Linked DNA regions of Homo sapiens: regions 1, 2, 3 and 4 are each linked to region 5. A link is a contact called in ENCODE Hi-C data. All regions are on one chromosome and are shown on one strand. The core of a region is the stretch at or near the end of the contact, and the rest is flanking DNA. Distances in the headings are between cores, read along the strand shown. Region 1 holds the start of SNX11 (sorting nexin 11). Region 2 holds the start of TBX21 (T-box transcription factor 21). Region 3 holds the start of KANSL1-AS1 (KANSL1 antisense RNA 1). Region 4 holds the start of SP2-DT (SP2 divergent transcript). Region 5 holds the start of CDC27 (cell division cycle 27).

Evidence for each region. A loop is a pair of places that touch in the nucleus more often than their neighbours do. Pooled maps may share reads with other maps.
Region 1: a pooled map shows a loop between it and region 5 (8-fold over the local background). The contact joins the promoter of SNX11 here to the promoter of CDC27 in region 5. A Hi-C loop is called at or near these places in 7 of 50 pooled maps.
Region 2: a loop to region 5 is called in a pooled map, with 4 times the contacts of the local background. The contact joins the promoter of TBX21 here to the promoter of CDC27 in region 5. A Hi-C loop is called at or near these places in 7 of 50 pooled maps.
Region 3: a loop to region 5 is called in a pooled map, with 6 times the contacts of the local background. The contact joins the promoter of KANSL1-AS1 here to the promoter of CDC27 in region 5. A Hi-C loop is called at or near these places in 7 of 50 pooled maps.
Region 4: a pooled map shows a loop between it and region 5 (12-fold over the local background). The contact joins the promoter of SP2-DT here to the promoter of CDC27 in region 5. A Hi-C loop is called at or near these places in 10 of 50 pooled maps.

The regions. Positions count from the first base shown.
Region 1 is chr17:48,106,370-48,109,069 of GRCh38, forward strand. It overlaps SNX11 (sorting nexin 11), which reads left to right and starts at 1,397. Exons shown (of 7, transcript NM_013323.3): 1 at 1,397-1,469. RefSeq lists a silencer at 1,403-1,562.
Region 2 is chr17:47,731,786-47,734,485 of GRCh38, forward strand. It overlaps TBX21 (T-box transcription factor 21), which reads left to right and starts at 1,451. Exons shown (of 6, transcript NM_013351.2): 1 at 1,451-2,160. The coding sequence starts at 1,670. RefSeq lists a promoter at 1-1,458, silencers at 1,270-1,809, 1,840-2,009 and an enhancer at 2,190-2,239.
Region 3 is chr17:46,192,256-46,194,955 of GRCh38, forward strand. KANSL1-AS1 (KANSL1 antisense RNA 1) reads left to right here and starts at 1,318. Exons shown (of 2, transcript NR_034172.1): 1 at 1,318-1,483. It overlaps KANSL1 (KAT8 regulatory NSL complex subunit 1), which reads right to left and starts at 1,174. Exons shown (of 15, transcript NM_015443.4): 1 at 568-1,174.
Region 4 is chr17:47,894,559-47,897,258 of GRCh38, forward strand. It overlaps SP2-DT (SP2 divergent transcript), which reads right to left and starts at 1,258. Exons shown (of 3, transcript NR_135480.1): 1 at 1,145-1,258. It overlaps SP2 (Sp2 transcription factor), which reads left to right and starts at 1,678. Exons shown (of 7, transcript NM_003110.6): 1 at 1,678-1,735. The coding sequence starts at 1,729. RefSeq lists silencers at 1-199, 1,748-2,177.
Region 5 is chr17:47,187,880-47,190,579 of GRCh38, forward strand. CDC27 (cell division cycle 27) reads right to left here and starts at 1,416. Exons shown (of 19, transcript NM_001256.6): 1 at 1,267-1,416. The coding sequence starts at 1,293. It also overlaps a transcript of MYL4 not described here. RefSeq lists a silencer at 941-990 and enhancers at 1,024-1,620, 1,151-1,340.

The DNA.
Region 1 (2,700 bases), core at 147-2,646, 920 kb after region 5:
GCTAAAAATACTCTTCCTTTTCTCAACTACATAGCTATATAAGGCTGAATTTTCTTAATGTACCAAAACAACAGAGCACAACAGAGAAAGGGGAAGCACATAGGAGAACCCAGCTATCTTCCTTTTTATTTATTTATTTTTTACAATGGAGTCTCCCAGGCTGGAGTGTAATGGCGCGATCTTGTCTCACTGCAACCTCCGATTCCTGGGTTCAAGCAATCCCCCTGTGTCAGTCTCCTGAATAGCTGGGATTACAGGTGCCCATGACCACGCCCAGCTAATTTTTGTAGTTTTAGTGGAGACGGGGTTTCACCATGTTGGCCAGGCTGGTCTCGAACTCCTGACCTCAGGTAATCCACCCGCCTCCGCCTCCCAAAGTGGTGGAAGTACAGGCGTGAGGCACTGTGCCCGGCCCCTTTCTTTTCTTTCCTCTCTTTTCTTCCTTTTAGCTCTCTCTCTTTTTTTCAGACAGGGTCTTGCTCTGCAGTGATCAGGGCTCACTGCAGCCTCGAACCCCTGGGTTCAAGCCATCCTCCTGTCTCAGCCTCCCGAGTAGCTGGGACTACAGGCGCGTGTCACCATGCCCGGCTAATTTTTAAAATATTTTGCAGAGGCGAGGGTCTCCCTAAGTTGGTAGGGCGTGTCTCAAGCCTGGCCTCAAGCGATCCTCCCGCCTCGGCCTCCCTAATAGTATTGGGATTACAGGCGTGAGCCACCGCGCTAGGCTTGCTGAAATTATCTTTAAATAAGTTGTTAAAAGACCACCAACACATTGAACGGCTTTCTCTTGCTCCCTAGCTGCATGATATTGCTTCGAGTTTGTTTCGGTGTGAGCAATCTGAGTCGCCGGACCCTCTCGAGTCTGACTTTCACTCTGACAATCGGTCCGTGGCTTTACGAATCTGAATCGGAGTCCCCTTGATAGCTCCGCTGGGGAACAGCAAACTACGAGGTTCAAATGGTGGCTCTCGGGACTTAGTGAGGATCCAGGGATGTGGGCTTCCTAAAGCCCCGAACCTCCCACACTGCAGACTATCCCTCGCATAGCGAGAACAAGAGTAACAACCCCCTTACACCCCTCTGCTCCCGGGACCCACTGGCTGCCCGTCGCTGACGCCCCCTGGCCGCTGATTGGCTTCCCCTGACAGTGGGCGGAACGCGGCCCCGGATTGGATATCCATTCGCCGTCCCTCACCCGGCACCTGCGTGCACTCTCCGGCGTCCCAAGTGAGTGGAGGGGGGATCCCGACTCCAGTCCGGGGCCTTGGCCAGCGGAGCCGCGCTATTCGGAAGCGGGAATCCCACTCAGAGCCCGGGCCTGTAGGGGCGGGGCGTCCCGGGCACCCGGGATTGGGGCGTCTCCCGTCGTGCACCGGGGCACCGGCGACTCACCCGGAAGGAGAAGCCGTGATCTGGCTATATGGTGGGGCGCGGGCGGTGTCGCTGTGGGGAGCTGGTGCTGTTCTCAGGTGAGAGGGCGTGGGCGGGGCCTGGGGAGTGGGTGCTGCTCTCCTGTGAGGGGGCGTGGGCTTGAGCGTCAGTAGTGGCACTCGGGATGGTGGCATCGCTTTACATCCTAGGGAGGGACTCTCTTACCACCCGGGATTAAGGCAAGGGCTTGCTCGGGATCCAAGAAAGGAAACCCGGCTTTTCAGTTTACCTTCAAAGTGTATCTTTCACTTCCTACCCCCCAAGCTTAATCGGAAAGAAAGAAGGACCATGTGGACCTTTCGGTCCTAGTTTGTTGAGAATGGAGAAAGAGTGGCCGTAGTAAAAGACTCTGGGGACATTTACTTAAATGGCTAAGACTGGGGGCAATGGCGAGTATTTTACGTGGACACGGGAGACTTGGCGGTAGATTGTGGTCGCCTTTGTTACTTACCTTCCAAGTGAAAGGCGTACGATTAGAGATGGACAAAAAGATGGAGCATAACTGCTTGGTTGAGATCACACAGAGCTTGGTCAGAACTGGGAGCTTCCTCTGTTTAGTACCTGTGATATTTATAATTGGAGCGAGAGCTTTTTGAATTGCTTTCTGCCATCTGGCACTAAAGGCTCAAGATTGAGTAAGAAGGGACGGTAGTCTCAGTAGTTCCATCTACTTTTATCACCTGATTTGTTTCTTAACCTGTCTCTTGAAGTTGTTTAAATGGGAGAGAAAATAAATGGTGAGACTAAAGCCTTGCATTGTTACTATATTAGAAAGCTTTACGATGAATCTACTTTGTAAACAGCAAACAATCGGGTACTCACCAGAGCTACTGGTGCTGGTACAGGTGAAGAAAGTAAAGGAAACTTCAGATGTGGTTGAAAGGGCCCAGAAAATGTAGTTAACACTAAGTTATGTAACTAGCTATGGTCACTGACTCTAGCCTTATTTGGATGAAGTACAGATCCATCTCCCAGATCAGAGAACTAAAGTTAGGAACTTCCTGCTGCTTCTCCAGAGGCAGAACTGAGCTTTTTCTTTTGAGGAGTGGTATCTGTGGGGAGGAATCTAATGGAGAAGAGTGGTTGCTAGAAATTACTACTTGGTGTCTAGGTTTTTGTATTTGTTCCAGTGTTTATTTGTTTGTTTTTTGAGACAGGGTCTTGCTCTGTCGCCCAGGCTGGAGTGCAGTGGTGTGATCTTGGCTCATTGCAGACTCCGCCTCCTGGGTTCCAGCAATTCTCATGCCTCAGTCTCCCGAGTAGCTGGGA
Region 2 (2,700 bases), core at 201-2,700, 540 kb after region 5:
AAAATATTAAAGTATTTTTCAAAGTACTCTTAAAAATGTAAATCTTTATCTATATACTGATATGCAAAATATTCCATGACACCTTGTGGAGTGAAAAAAAAGTACACATTATAAAGCAGCATGTGTAGTGTTTATATAAATTATATATTTGTGCATGTGTGCAAAAGACAGAGACAGAGAGTATATAAGGAGTGAGGTCTCAGAGGGTGTTCACTGAAATGTTAATCCTGTTTGGCTTTAGGGGGTGGAATTTGGGGTGATTTATACAGTCTTGTTTTTACTTTTCTGTGCTGCTTAAATTTCCTATATAAGTATGTTTCATCTTTATACACAGGAAAACTCCCAATGATGCTATTTTCAATTGGGGGGGGGGAAACGGATAGTTTTCATCATAAAAGGAGTCTAATACATTAGTTAACATAAAAGGAAAATGGAGAAAGAAAAGCCTCCATCGTCCTATCTCCGAGGCAGCCCTTCAGAGCATGTGGTGGGTTTCCTTCCTGTCAGCCGGCTCTGAATCTGTTCAAAGCAGCTTTTCCATCCAGGTATAATAATAGATTGGAAAGTGCTGCACACGTACACCCTCTCATGTAAGGCTTGCAGCCCCCCTGAAAAGTAGATCTGTTTATTTCCCCCAGTCTATGGATGAGGCACGTGAGGTTGACTTTCAGGCAAGGAAAATGACTTGCCTGGGTCACATATACCTGGCAGGCAGAGCCAGACCTGGGACTCTCAGCACTGGCAGCCCAATGCTACTTCCAGTGCCCATGACTGCCATGCAGGGTAGGGGAGCTTTTGTGGGCCCTGCCAGGCCCAGCTCAGGGCCCTGCAAACCCCTGGCTGCTGCTGATGCAGTGCGCTTTAAGGAACATTTCCTGTTGTCCATCAGGTTCCAGGTCTGCCCCCAGGGCTAGAGCTACAAGATGCAGCCAACTCAGCACATGTGGACCTCTGGTGGGGAGAAAGAGGGCAACCCGAAAGGTCACTTAGCACAGAGTCTGGGCACACAGTAGGTATCAATAAAGATCGATTGAATGTTCATGGTCAAAGTTGCTTCTAGTGTGCCCGTGCTCCGAGCCTCTGAGTGCCAGGAGAATGCCCAGCGAGTCCCACTTGGGCCATCTCGGAAGGCTTCCTGTAGGAGAGGGCCTTTGAGCTGAGACTTCAAAGCTGGGCTGAATTTCCCCGAGGGTCCAGAAGAGAGCCACGGGCTGGTGTGTCAGGCAGCGGAGCTGACACTCCCAGAAAGCAAGATCTTCGAACTACAGGGTGCGCGCAGGCTCTCGCTTCTCTCCACCATGGGGGGCCCTGCAGTACTCGCCAAGAGCGTAGAATTTGCCTAGTATTAGCCACGAGAGGGCGGGGTGGGGCGAGGCGGAGCAGGGCCGAGGTGGCGGAGTGGGGGGGAGCCGGAGAGCTTCATAAAGCCACAGCAAAGCGCTGCGACTCTAGTGACAGCGGCCCGCTGGAGAGGAAGCCCGAGAGCTGCCGCGCGCCTGCCGGACGAGGGCGTAGAAGCCAGGCGTCAGAGCCCGGGCTCCGGTGGGGTCCCCCACCCGGCCCTCGGGTCCCCCGCCCCCTGCTCCCTGCCCATCCCAGCCCACGCGACCCTCTCGCGCGCGGAGGGGCGGGTCCTCGACGGCTACGGGAAGGTGCCAGCCCGCCCCGGATGGGCATCGTGGAGCCGGGTTGCGGAGACATGCTGACGGGCACCGAGCCGATGCCGGGGAGCGACGAGGGCCGGGCGCCTGGCGCCGACCCGCAGCACCGCTACTTCTACCCGGAGCCGGGCGCGCAGGACGCGGACGAGCGTCGCGGGGGCGGCAGCCTGGGGTCTCCCTACCCGGGGGGCGCCTTGGTGCCCGCCCCGCCGAGCCGCTTCCTTGGAGCCTACGCCTACCCGCCGCGACCCCAGGCGGCCGGCTTCCCCGGCGCGGGCGAGTCCTTCCCGCCGCCCGCGGACGCCGAGGGCTACCAGCCGGGCGAGGGCTACGCCGCCCCGGACCCGCGCGCCGGGCTCTACCCGGGGCCGCGTGAGGACTACGCGCTACCCGCGGGACTGGAGGTGTCGGGGAAACTGAGGGTCGCGCTCAACAACCACCTGTTGTGGTCCAAGTTTAATCAGCACCAGACAGAGATGATCATCACCAAGCAGGGACGGTGAGTGCGGCGCGCCGGCCCTTGGGGCCTCTGTGCCCGCGCCGGAACAAGAACGTCTCGTCTGTTTTTCTGGCTCGACAATGCTTCTGACTCCGTGTCCCTCACTGCTTTGGCTTCAGCGTAGGGAGACAGGGGAATGGGGTTGTTAGGAGGACAGGGAAAGCTCCGGAGGGGCGTCTGTGCCCAGGCTGTTGCACCAACAGCCAGAGGACTCACAAGGGAGACGGGTGAGTGCGGGACAGTGAGAAGTCACCTTGATTTAGGGGAAGGGTGACTGTGGCTTCACCTAGAATTGGTGTGCGCCCCTGCCCCACTCTCTACTGTAGAGGAGTCGCAGCGGGCAGTGAAAGCCTGTGCTCTGGGCGGACAGGACGCCTGGGCCTCCTGTGTGGGAAACTGGAGGGGAAGGGAGCCCCTTATCTCCGGGCCCCCTGCGCCCACCTCCCCCGGCTCCTTTGCTGCTGGTGTGCTCAGGTCAGCTTTAGTGGTGGTAGTGGTGGTGGTAGCGGTGGTGGTGGTGTGTGTGTACGGGGGGAGATT
Region 3 (2,700 bases), core at 68-2,567, 1.0 Mb before region 5:
CAGTTAAGATTCCAACTCACTTAAAAGCAAATAAATCCCTCTTCCTCTTTAGTTTAAAAAAAAAAAAAGTCCGCCTGAGGGAGACTACATCTGAAAACGTAAGTGACCTGAATTTACAGGCAACAAAAATAATAAATGAAACAATCAGAGTTGTGATACAAACCGTGCAACGCGCCAAGATGTGTGTTTCGAGCAGAGAAAGGCCTTTTGCAGTCAAGAGAAGTTCAAGGCGAGAGCCAGAGTTTGTTTGGGGGGTTCTTTTACGGGAATAAATCATGTTCTTCAGGCCGCCTTTTTAAATAGAACGCCAAAGGAAAAGCTGGCGAACGAGGCGGCAGCTCCTGGGGAAGGGCCCCCGCACACCCCCGCCCTTGGGGCGACTCCCAGCCCGGACCCGCAGCAGGGAAGCCCGGAGAGGCCATTTAAAGTTCCGGGGGATTTTTCTACCCTGCCCTGCCTTTCTAGTTACAACTAACAAAGAGAGAGAGAAATGGGAGCCACAGGGAGAGCGAGGAGAAGGAGAAAGGGCAGCAGGAGGAGGAGGAGAGGAGCAGCAGCAGCACCTACCACGTGATGGAGGAGCGTAGCCCGGGCGGATTCAGCCCCACAAAATGGGCGCAGTTTGCAAACAGCCCCCCGGCCTGGGCGCCGAGGGCCAGCGGCGGGCGGGGGCGCGCGACGGCGGCTCCGGCCCGGGCCCGCCGCTCTCCTCCCCCCGACGCCCGGAGCCGCCCTGACTTTCCGGGCGGGGGGGCGAGGCAGAGGGGGAGGGGAAGGCGGCGGCGGGGAGCGGCTGCTTTTTCTTCTCTTTCGGGCCCTTTCCCGGCCTTGCTCCGCACCGACGGGGCCCGAGCACGGCTGGAGACCGCAGCCCGGCCGGGAGGGCGGGCGGGCGGGGGCAGAGAGTGAAACCGCCCCCCCGCCCCGCACAAACAAGCACCGCCGTCTGCAGCCCGAACCCGCACCCAGGCCGCCACCCCCGGCCGCCTCTTTCCAGCCGGGGAGCGCGCTTCAGCCGCCCCCCGCGCCGCCGCGGCGAGACGAGTCGGCTTCGCTACGGTGCTCGGTTCTCCCGCCGGCTCGGCGAGCGGTGGCGGCGGTGGCGGCGGCACTGGGAAAATGGCGGCCGAGCTCCTTTTCCCTCCCCCCCTTTAATCTGAAGCGGAGGGAGAATGGAGCGAGCGAGCAAGCGGGCGAGCGCCGGGGACACGGGGAGGAGGGACAGCAGCGCCTCCGCCGGCTGCGGCTGCGGCGGCGAAGGGCCGCTCCACCCCGGCGCGCCGCCAGGGGGCGCCCGCCGCGCCGCCCCCGCGGGCCGCCAGGAGGCGCGGCCGCCGCCGCCTCAGTCATGGCTCCTCGCCGTGGCCGATGTTTTTGTACCTCCATCTGCGGAGGCCGCGGCGCCCGGCCCCAGCTGCCCCGGACGTGCGGCGACGGCACGCAGCACTGCGGCAGGGGGAAGCCAGCCCTCGCTGCGGCCGAGGTGAGTCTAACCTGAGGCACTGACGCCGTCACATGCCCTCCGTGCTGGGGCCGGCGGTGCGGCTCGCCAGTTGAGGGGCAGGGCGGGCCGGCGCCGCGGAGCGAGAGGACGTGAGCGAGGAACTGTTTGCACTGTGTAGTAAAGAGGGTAAGGCCGTCGGCACCACACTATTCCAAGGCTAACCCTGCAGAAAGCTCCCTGACCAGTGAAGCGGCTTCCGCCGCCCGCCCTTTGTCCCTAGCAGCCAGCCTCCGTATACTGCAGCACGGCTGGGCACTAGCCCCAGCACCGCGCTCCGCAGCCACCAGAGTTGGGCGGGGTGGGGAGGGTGCACGTAGTCACTGCGCAGGCCCCAGCCAGGGCCCGCGCCGGGCCAGCCCGGGAAGGGACAGCCGGGAGCCAGAGGGGAAGTGATGGCCCCGCCGGCGCCGGGCCCGCTGGGAACTGTAGTTTTCGTGAAGAAACACGCGTCTTGTTTTGGGTGTCATGGCTTGGCAGATCCGCCAAAACAGGCAAATGGCATTACACAATGAGTATTTATGCTTCCTGCCGCCACCAAAAGGAAGTTCACTGCCATGCTAAAAGTTTAACAAAGAACTCCATAAAGAAACACAAGTCTCACAACAAAAAGCCAACTTCCCACCTCGTTACCAGAGTTGGTTTAAAGTGGTGGCACCTTATCATTTCTCATGACCAGTTTATCAGTACAGAACTTTATATTGTCCCCAAAATAGGACCTTTAAAATAATGGAACCTTTCCTAGACTTAAAGAATTCATAAACATAATGTAATACAAAGTGTCACACAAAGTGTAATTCTACCACCCTTTAAAGTTGCCAAAAGATGAGTGGAGTATCTTGAGATTTAAAAGACTAATCTAGGATTCATCAAAACTGGCTTAAATGACTGAAGAAAAAATCGTTCAAATCATTAAATCATCAAATTCGGCAGATAAGAAGGGTATGTATGCTCTACTACCAAAAAGGAAGACGCAAAATGCTTCACACTTTTTTGTGGCTTACCAGAACCAATATCCGGCATTATACGTCACTTCTGCTTATCAAAAAACACCCTCACAGTCGTTACAGAACGGTTTTAGTCTTCCCACAAAGTTACACTAACTCACCTGCCCCTGCAACATCTGCACCTAGGTTTCTGCGAATTTCCATTTGTACTCCTAAAATCACACTCTCAAGCATAGTCATAGTTCTCAAATA
Region 4 (2,700 bases), core at 8-2,507, 710 kb after region 5:
TAAAGCATGAAAGATACACCAGTAAGAGTGTGTCCTCTGGTGGATGCTGAGGTTAAGAAGAAAAAAGAGTGGGAGGACTTTGCCTAGAAAGGAGTTTGGGCTTTATCTAGGAGATACGGATCCCATGAAGGATCTTTACTAGAGGAGTATTATTGTCTAAAGTCTTGTTTTTCAAAGGCTAACACTGAGAGGAGAAGACTGGAAGAGGCTATTAACATTTATTCAGCAATTACTGTGTACCCGGTATTCTGCTCTGCATTTTGTATTATCACACCAACCTTTTCTAGCAGTGTTTTTCAAACTGCCAGTCATGATCAACAAGAAGGAGAATAAGATAGGATAGGATAAGCATAGAAACTATCAGTGCGTCACAAGTAGTAAGCATTGTTTTCGGAAACTTTATGACACTCTCATACAAATAGCAGTGTACTGGTCTGTATGCAAAATGTATTTCTCTTGATGGACTATGTTTTTTTTTGTTTGTTTTTTTTTTTTTTTTTTTTAAGCCATCGCGCTAAGGTGTAGGTGTGATTAACCTCGTTTTACTGATGAGGACATGAAGCTCAGGGAGTTTCGGTACCCTGCCTAAGTTAGTGGGATGTGTAGGTTTCAAACCCAGACTGGTCTGAAGCCAGAATGGATTCCCTCACTAAGCTAGGCAGCCTTCCCAAGTTCTCGGAAGAGACTTGGGAGCAAAGATAAACCTACCCGCCTAGTGCCTACCAAGTGCTTTACCTCATCTCAAGAAGGTAAGGGTAAGTGGGGCAGAGGCCAAGCAGTACTTCTCAAACTCAAGCGTGCAATTCTGTCCACGCGAGGCCCTTGCTAAAATGCAGATTCTAGGCACGCCCCGTGAAGTACCGAGTCGGATTAGGAGAGGCGGCCAGGGGAGCCTGCCTTTAGAAAGAGCTTCGGATGATTCAGATGCACACGTTTGGGACCGTGGGCTATGGGGGTCGCCGCAATAACCATGTGAGGATTAACGGGGGCTTAACCGATTGTGAAAATCCCCTTAGAAGTGTCGCGTAAACAACCCCAACTCCCACTATGGTGCCGGACCCCAGTGCCTCACTGTACAAAGTCGCCCCTCCCCAGGCGACAACGAGAGAGGGACTAAATAAAAGGTTGATGGCTTTCCACTCACCAGGCATGGGGTTGAGTGGCAGCCGGCTACTGCCGAAGAGCAGGTAAAAGCTCCTGCCACACCTGGGCGAGACTGGACTTAGGGCGCAATGTATATGCTATTTCTGGGGCATTTGTGGGCCTCACCCTAAGGACTTCTGATTGGCTTCAGGGCAGATCTATCATTCATCCTCTGGGTTAGAGGTGGGTGGAAGGTCAACCTCGACCAATACAAAAGCACTCTTCGGCTAAGCCCCTCCCCTTCCAGCTTCCTGTTGCTGTACATCAACCACCCAGCGGGCGGGACTTTGCCTCCCTCCAATTGGCTGATGCACATGTCACTCATTATTCAATTGGCTTTCGGTTGGTGCGCTCTACCGTCCATCAGTGACATTGCACAGACCTATTGGTCAAATCAACGTCGCTCTAGACGCCTCTGGTTGATTGGTTAATAGTGCTGTCGGTCCCCAATGTTCCAAGCGCTTATTGGTGAAGGCTGCCGTCGCTCGGGCGGTGGCGGGCTCCGGGATTGGCGGTTGCTTGGCGGGCGGTGTCAGGCTCTCGGTGGCGGCGGAGGCGGCGGAGGCCAGGGAGGAAGATGTCGTAATGAGCGGTGGGTCCCGGCCGCTGCCGGCGGGGTCTTCCCGGCCCCCAAGGGTCAGGAAGACGGGCAGAGGCCGCGGGGAGAGGGAGCCGAGGCCGGGGGTTCCCCCCTGGGGCTGGGTCTGGCGTCGGGGCCCGGCTTCAGGAGGGGCGGGGGAGGGAGGATTCCCGCCCGGAGGAGGAGCGGGGCTGGCCAGCCGGGCGGAGGCACCCGGAAGGGGGCGTTCGACTCCCCGCCCCCTCGGAGCCCGCCGGGCGGGAGGGCGGCGCTTCCGGGGGCCGGCGAGAGGAGCGGGCACCGGGGTGGCCTGGCACCCCTCGGACGGGTGCCGACCCACTTCAACGCCGCTCTCCCGCCTGGGCGAACTATGCCTGGGTCGGCTCTGAGGAGGCAGCCAACAGCCCTTGTGTTCGCCCCGTGTCTGAGAGGCCTTCCTGCACTCTTAACTGTAGATGCCCACCAGCGATTCAGGGCTCCCCGGAGAACAGAGAGGGGCGAGGGAACGCTTGAGACCCGGACGCTGCCAACCAGATGGGCACTGCTCGGCATCGACGACAGCCCGGTTACTGATATATCCCCAGTCGGGCGATGGTGTCAGGACACGAGAGCACTCCCTGGGCAGATGACCTCTCACCGGGGAGTGGGCAAAAACCTTCCTTTAATGTTTTTACTTGGATCCTTGATCTTCCAGCTAGATATCTGCAAGCTCTTAGCAGAATTGTGAGAAGTTTGAGAACTTCTTGCCAGAGCTCCCAGCCTGTTACTTGACGCCCCGTAGGGGAGACTACTGCAGTCCCAAAGCTCAGGCGCAAACAATCTTAAGGAATTACAGAAGAAATAAAACAAAATAGATACTCGCTCTCTTCCTGTACCCACCTCCATCCCCATTGCTGACTTACGGTTTTCAGCCTCTTATCCATGCTTCTTATGTTTCCTTGCCAGCGGCTTTCTAATTTTAGTTCAGAAGGAACTAT
Region 5 (2,700 bases), core at 166-2,665:
GGTAAAAAGAATTTGGATGGAAATAGCTCTAGAAAAACTAATACAACTTACAGACAGGTAAATTTCATAAGATATAATCTTACGTTTTATTAATTCAAACACTAATAGCTGCTATATGTAAACAGCTGGAGAAAAAAACCAAACTAGAAGAAATGAGTATTTCATGCTGTTTAGAAAAATGAAATAAATATGAAAGTAGTGATATATTAAAATATTTACTGTTTGATACCTCAAGCCTTTTAAGGGCAATATGAAGGAATTTCTAAAAATCAGTTTGCTTTATAACTTCAAAATAAAGTCCATGACTCAATGACAGCAGTTGATAGAGGTCAATTCTGATCAAGTTAAAGATCATATAGTGGGATGAAGTCTCCCAGACCTGGTCCATTACCAAGGCACAAAAGATACAGTTTCTCCAGATGTCAGGGGGGAAAATGACTTGGCACCGCATCACACACTTAAAATCCAATAGGGTTCCTTTAATGCAACACAGCACTGTGCGTCAAAGCATACCCTGGTGTAAAGGCAGTGAAATGGACAGAAACACCATTATTTGTGTTTCATTTCCTGAATGCCTTATAAACATGCACAACAAAATGCTCCTGATCCCCATCAGAGAGGATGAAAACAACCCAAATGTGCCCTTTCCACCTCCTCCCCTGGTATTGGTGCTTGCGCCTCAGCACTGAGGCTTGGAGTTGTCTTCTCAAACCATCATTGTCCGGTGGGAAATTCACCGAGAAAGGAAACGTGGGATAGGAAGTCTGTTACCAAAATAGAAATTAGTATTAAAAAGACCGATCCTACGCTCCCTCCACCCTCTCATACAAGACAAAATAAAAAAAACCTCCGTAAACTTGCCCTACCGTCACGAAGATCACACAAGCTCCGATCAAATGTGCTTCTCGATCATCTTTTAGGCAAGAGAGCGCTTGGGGTGCATTTTCGGCCCCTCATCTCCCACCCCCAGTCAAGCCAGGCCCCTGGACTGACAGGAAAGGCTGGCCGGACGTTGGCTCGGACGGGAAAGGCGGTTATTTTCGCCGAAGCCGCTCACGCTAAGGGTGAAGTAATGTAGGGCCAGAGGTAACACGGCTTAGGCTGTGGGCAAGGCCTCCGAACTGACTAAAGATAGGCAGGACACGGCAGCAGGGGAGGCGGGAGAAGCAGCCGGGCCTAGGCCGCACCAGGCCGCGGAGTGGCCCTACGCTGCTGCTTCCCGACCGAGGCTGCCAGCCAAGCCCCAGAGAAGAAGGTTATCATTACCTGGACGGGTTCCTGCAGCACCGTCATCCTCGAGGCTCAGGCCCACTTTCTGCAGTGCCTCAGGCCCCCCCTGTAGCGGCTCCGGCCCGGCCAGCCCCTGCTCATTTAAACTCACCAGCGACCGTTACCGGGGGATGGGGGAGGCCGAGCGATTGCCGAGTGCTTCCGAGCGGGACACGGGAATACCCGAAGTGGAGAAAGCCGAGCGGGAACCAGACGGAAAAGCCCGAAGGGAGTCGGAAATACCCGAGGTTGGTCGACGAGAGAGAAAACCGTTGCCGGAAATTGTCGAAGATTACCGGAAGCTACCGAGTCTGACCCAAAGCGTAGGTTTCTCTTCTCAGCCACGCCTTCAGCCACGCACACCACGCCCAATCGGCCGTCCCAGGGTTGGGCTACGCCAAATCTGCAACCAGCAGGCTGGGCGTGGCGTGACAGCGCGGGCGGGTAGCGTTACGTGGCGGGGCTGCAGTGTGGATTAGCCCCTCAGCCCTTTTGGATTAATTGGTGTGCTGTAGATTATGAAGCAAAGGGTGAAACAGCAGAGTTTGGGGCTGTCTTTAATGAATCAACAAGTATTTGTCTATTGAGTTTAGATCATTCGTCCATTCCAGAAGTATCTACTCACGGCTCTGGGGGAAAGCTAAAGAAATTTGGAAAGATTGCCACTCCCCAAAGACATAGGATAGCTTCTGTCTTCAAGGAGATTAAGGTCTATTTAAGGGAAAAGCAGTGTAACAGAGAACGCTATATTATATGGTGCCTATTATAAGTAATATAAAAATTCAGAGAGGGCAATTGTGATAAGATAAGGAAAGTTCTATGGAAGGAAAAAAAAGTTTAAAATGGAGTTTGAAGGATGGGTAAAATTAGAGGAAAAAGAAGTATAGGAAAGTGAAGGGAGGAAAAATGGGATCAGTCTGCTAAGAAGGCATTAATTGGAAATAGTTACTTAGGTGAAGAGATCATGGAAAAGCTCAATAGGCCATTAGAAATTTTTATTTTTGATAGGTGAGGCATTCCGCTGTGGTGGGAAGAGTAGGGGGTCGGAAATTCAGAGGCCTGGTTTTGAATTTTATCTTTAGCACTAACTAGTCATAGGTCCTTGGCAAATTACCTCTCTGAACTTATGTTCGCTTAGTTTGAAAAAAAAGGATTAAGAGAATTCGATGTATTATAAATGTGGCCGTGTCTAGCATGCAATGTAGACTCTCTCATATTTCCTTTCTGCTCCCCTTCTCCCCCCAAAAAGAGTGAACCAGGGGACTGTTTAAATTTTGTTTTTCAGCAGATGAGGAAACAGTTTTTGAAAGTTACTTTTCTAGTCAGGAGCTCTCTAGGCTAGATGTGAGAATCATGATATATTCCATTGCTTGGAAATTTCCCTTTGGGTGATGTTAGAGGGAGATATTTTTTCTTTCATTTTTAAAAACA